2 separate regions of the Homo sapiens genome follow, and region 1 is linked to region 2. A link is an interaction called in ENCODE POLR2A ChIA-PET data of the cell type or tissue named here. Cell type or tissue: Caco-2. All regions are shown on one strand.

What was found. Peaks named below come from ENCODE experiments on the same cell type or tissue, not always from the same donor. Only the 100,000 strongest peaks of a DNase experiment are listed, where the experiment ranks them.
Region 1: POLR2A ChIA-PET joins it to region 2 with 5 read pairs; 3 of 35 experiments call an interaction of 5 or more read pairs at or near these places.

The regions. Positions count from the first base shown.
Region 1 is chr16:27,285,569-27,288,068 of GRCh38, reverse strand. It overlaps NSMCE1-DT (NSMCE1 divergent transcript), which reads right to left. Exons shown (of 5, transcript NR_037184.1): 3 at 1,325-1,407. Among named protein-coding and RNA genes, the nearest start is that of NSMCE1, 18 kb to the right of the region's middle. In Caco-2, no CTCF peak of the experiment used is centred here; no DNase peak of the experiment used is centred here.
Region 2 is chr16:27,464,641-27,467,140 of GRCh38, reverse strand. GTF3C1 (general transcription factor IIIC subunit 1) reads left to right here. Exons shown (of 37, transcript NM_001520.4): 33 at 1,601-1,881; 34 at 2,305-2,500. Among named protein-coding and RNA genes, the nearest start is that of IL21R-AS1, 12 kb to the right of the region's middle. In Caco-2, no CTCF peak of the experiment used is centred here; a DNase peak (open chromatin) is centred at 1,550.

The DNA.
Region 1 (2,500 bases), 180 kb after region 2:
GCTGGAAATGATGTTGTCATTGTTGACTTCCCTCTCTGTCTCTCTTTCCCATTCTCGCTTGTGAAAGACAGTCACAGCAGCCATGGGCTGTGCACTCTGCTTCTTTTTTTATTTCCCAGCTTTTAGGTTTTGGGGGTACCTGTTCAGGCTTGTCACATGGGTAAATGGTGCGTCGCTGAGGTTTGGGGTACAAATGACCCCATCACCCAGGTACTGAGCATAGTACCCAATAGGAAGCGTATCAACTCTTGCCCCCTCCTACCATCCTCCCTCTAGAAGTCCCTCGTGTCTATCGTTCCCATGTTAATGACCATGCATGTTCAATGTTTAGCTCCCACTTATAAGCGAGAACATGCAGTATTTGGTTTTCTGTCCCTGTGTTAATTCACTGAGGATAACAGTCTCCAGCTGCAACCATGTTGCTTCAAAGGACATGATCTCATTCTTTTTTATGGCTGCATAGTATTCCACGCAGTACCCTCCACTTCTGTGTTCATTTTCACATCTGGCTTATTTCCCACTCCTTGCTGCTTCTGCCCTGGTCCAGCCCCACCCTCCTCTCACCTGAAGTAAAGCTATATCCTCCAAGCTGCTTTCCCTGTTTTTTGTTGCTTGTGACATCCTCTGTATGTCGCCTACTGTGAGGCGAAAGCAACTCCATTTTGGATGCAGATCCACCATGTTGACTTAAGATTCACCACAGTTGCAGGAATGCCTCTAAGATTTCTACTTACTGCAAAGCCTGCCCTTAGGTCAAAACAACCTTGATGTTATTGTAAACACATGCTAATCATAAATCCTGCCCTTAGGCAATTTCCCTATGGTATATAAGCCCTGGTCTTGGGGCTGGGAGGTAGCAGCACAGGGGACTACTATTTCTCAACCATTGGATACGTGGCTTCTCTTCACAAGTCCCAGTTAAATGCTTCTTTCTAGGAAGCCACGGCTCCAGCCTATAATCCCAACACTTTGGGGGACTATGGTTGGAGGATCACTTGAACCCAGGGCTTTGAGGCCAACATGGACAACATAGTGAGGCCGTTTCTACAAAACATTAAAAAAAAATTAGCCAGGTGTGGTGTGTGACTTGTAGTCCCAGCTACTCGGGAGGCTGAAGTGGGAGGACTGCTTGAGCCCAGGAGGTTAAAACTGTAGTGAGTTCTGATCACATCACTTCACTCTAGCCTGGGTGACAGAGTAAGCCCCTGTCTCTAAAAACAACAATGACAACAACAACAAAAATTTGTCTCTGAAAAACTGGGTTTGTCAGCCTCTTTCTTCAACCTCTCAGCTTCCTCGGCCTTTGGGGTAGGTTTGTACTGACCTCCCACTGTGTATCACTGGCCAGTTATCGTCGCACTTCTTCTTCCCTCCTGATTAATTCAGGCTGCAATGGCCCACACATGCCTGGAGAATGAATCAGGGTTGACTTAGGCCAGAAATAACAATCCCACTTCCCTTTCACGGATTCTGACTTGCCCAGGCTTCCTTGCAGTAAGAGGTGCTGATGTGATTCAGTTTTTGCCAACAAGATCCACAGGGGAAATCTGGGAAGAGGCCCATGAAGAGAAAGACCTCCTGCCCTACCTCTTTCCTGGCACCATCATTTTCATCTGTGGCACTGAACACCTGTAAGGCCTAGCTCCAGACTTACCTTTCCTCCAACATGACCCACTTATGTTGCCAGTCACTTCTTACCTACCTTATGCTGGAGCTGGGGGTAGGGGCTTGGGAATTCAGGTCAGTTACATCATGCATCATAGTTGGTCTCCAAAGATGGCCCCAAATGAAGCCACCTCCCAGTGTTCGTGTTCTTATGCAGCCCTCTCCACTCTGAATCTGCACTGGTCCTCTGAAATATGTTAACTCACAGAATAAAAAGATAATGATGCTGTGCTAGTCTGGGCCCAAGCCTGAGGAAGAACAAGATATTCTGATGTTATCCTCTCCGGAGCCCTGAGCCAGCACACAAGAAACCCAACTGCCCTGAGACTGCCACGTTTTGAGGAAATGTAAGCTGACCACAAGGAGAGGCCACGTGGAGGAGAACTGAGACTCTCAGCCAACATGGAGGACCAGGCTCCAATCTCATGATGTAGTATGAGCCATTCCAACCAGCCTCCACCCATTTGCGTCCCCTGAGTTGACACCACGGGAAGGAAAGATAAGCTGGGTAAGTTGGGGTGAAAATGTAACTGCAAATCATATCCTCTGTTCAATCTCAATAGCCTTCTCATTTTTTTTTTTTTTTTTGAGACAGGGTTTCACTCTGTTGCCCAGGCTGGAGTGTGGTGGCAAAATCATGACACACTGCAGCCACAGCCTCCCAAGGCTCAGGTAATCCTCCCACGTCAGCCTCCTGAGTAGCTAGGACTATAGGCATGCACCACCATGCCTGGCTAATTTTTAAATTTTTTGTAGATACAGGATCTCCCTGTGTTGCACAGGCTGGTCTCAAACTCCTGGGCTCAAGGGATCCTCCCGCCTTGGCCTTCCACAG
Region 2 (2,500 bases):
AAAGTCCTAGATGGCATCTTCCAACATAAAGCTGTTTTGTGCACATTGAAAATCTGTTTAGTGTATCCACCTTCATTACTGATCTCAGCTAGAGCTTCTAGAGAACTTGCTGCAGCTTCTCCATCAGCACTTGGTGCTTCACCTTTTACTTTTATGTTACGGAGACGGCTTCTTTCCTTAAACTTCATAAACCAACCTCTGCTAGCTTCCAAGTTTTCTTCTGCATCTTCCTCACCTTTCTCAGCCTTCATAGAATTGAAGAGAGTTAGGGCCTTTCTCTGGATTAGGCTTTGGCTTAAGGGAAGGTTGTGGCTGGTTTGATCTATCCAGACTGCTGAAACTTTCTCCATGTCAGCAACAAGGCTGTTTTTGCTTTATTATTGTTTGTGTGTTCCCTGGAGTAGCACTTTTAATTTCCTTCAAGAACTTTTCCTTTGCCTTCACAACTTTGACTAACTTTGGCACAAGAGGCCCAGTTTTCATCTATATTGGCTGTCACCATGCTTTCTTCACAGAGCCTGATATTTTCTAGCTTTTGATGTAAAGTGAGAGATGTCCAACTCTTCCTTTCACTTGAATGCAGAGGGGTCACTGTAAGGTTATTGACTGGCCTGACTTCAATATTGTTGTGTTTCAGGAATAGGGAGCCCCAGGAGAGGGAAGAAAATGGGGAATGGCTGGTCCCTGGAGTTGCCAGAACACACATGATACTTATTAATTAAGTTTGCTGTCTTATGTGGGCATGGTTTGTGGTGCCCCAAAACAATTACAATAGTAAGGGCAAAGATCACTGATCACAGGTCACCATCACAGATATGATAATCATGAAAAAGTTGAAATATTCTGAGAATTCCCAAGCGTGACAGACACAAATCGAGCACACGGTGTTGTGAAAGTGGTGCCCGTAGACTCTCTTGATGCAGACTTGCCGCAAGCCTTCAGTATGTAAAAAACCCAAGAACACAATATCCGTGAAGCACAGTGAAGTGAGGTGCGCTGTTGAAGTTGATGGTGTTCACTGTACATTTCATAACCACAGTTAGAATTCTATACTTTGGAGTTTGGACTGGGCAAAAATGTAGTGATAACCTATCAATTATGGCTTTAGCAGAGACATATTCTATAGGAAGCAACAGTAGCCAGCCCTGGCTAGTGTAGGCAAAAGTAGGGTGTGTAGAAGGGGCCTGGAGTATCTCACAGGGTCTAAGGAACAGTGGGTACATGAGCAGCAGGAAGGGATGGGACCAGGCCAGCCCTGGTCAGGGACTCCCCGTCAGAGCACTGGACTTTACAGTTCTCGAACCTCAGTCCTCGGCCTCTGTGCCCTTCACTTTACATCTTGAGCAGGAGAATCACAGTGGCCAAGAGAAATCCAGTCAGCTGTTGTGTCCCAGTCAGCTGTAGTCAGAGGCCTAGGGTCACGGATCAGGAGCCTGACTGCCAGGGGCCCAGTGTGTCCACCCAGCAGGTGACCCCTGTGGCTGTCGGGGAAGCAGTGAGTTGGTGCTGGAGCATGCCTTTCCTGGGTGTGGCCTGTGCATTGGTCAGGGGAGGGGGGCCTCTGTCGGGCTGCCTCTGATCTTCCTCTGTGTCCCCACAGCCGCTCCTCTGGAAGAGCTAACAATGGGAACCTCCTGCCTCCCTGATACGTTCACCAAGCTGATAAACCCCCAGGAAAACACCTGCAGCTTGGAGGAGTTTGTCCTCCAGCTGGAGCTGTCTGGGTATAGTCCCGAAGACCTGACTGCTGCCTTGGAGATCTTGGAAGCCATTATAGCCACGGGTTGTTTTGGGATTGACAAGGAGGAGCTGCGCAGACGGTTCTCGGCCTTGGAGAAGGCAGGTGGTGGGCGCACCAGGACATTCGCAGATTGCATCCAGGTGAGCTGTGCTTTAGGTTAGCCGGATATCACCGAAGCGGAAATTGCAGCTCCCAGGCCAGGTGCACACTGAGGATGGGCTTGATTTGGGGCATAGCATGCTGCGTTCTTTTTAAACGTTGAATTAGTCATTAACACTTGAAAACTGGGGCATTTCACATCCGCTTTGAGGGTACAGTTGTGGATCCCCAAAGGTCACACGGCTGACGTGGTTCACGAGCAGCCAGAGAGAAAGAGATGCTGCTCCAGGGCACAGGGCTAGCAAGGGGCAGCCCCGGGGCTAGGAGCCAGGCCTGCCTCGTGGGCCTGGGCTGCTCAGGGCACTCAACCCGCCAGTCAGGGGAGGCCACTCCACTCGTCCCCCGTCACCAGCGTGGAGGATCCCGAGCTCCCCACAGACCCCGCGTGTCTCCTGCCTCCCCAGGCCCTCCTGGAGCAGCATCAGGTGCTGGAGGTCGGTGGCAACACTGCGCGCCTGGTAGCCATGGGCTCTGCCTGGCCTTGGCTCCTGCACTCCGTGCGGCTGAAAGACAGAGAAGACGCCGACATCCAGAGAGAAGACCCCCAGGCCAGACCCCTGGAGGGGTCTTCCAGTGAGGACAGCCCCCCCGAGGGGCAGG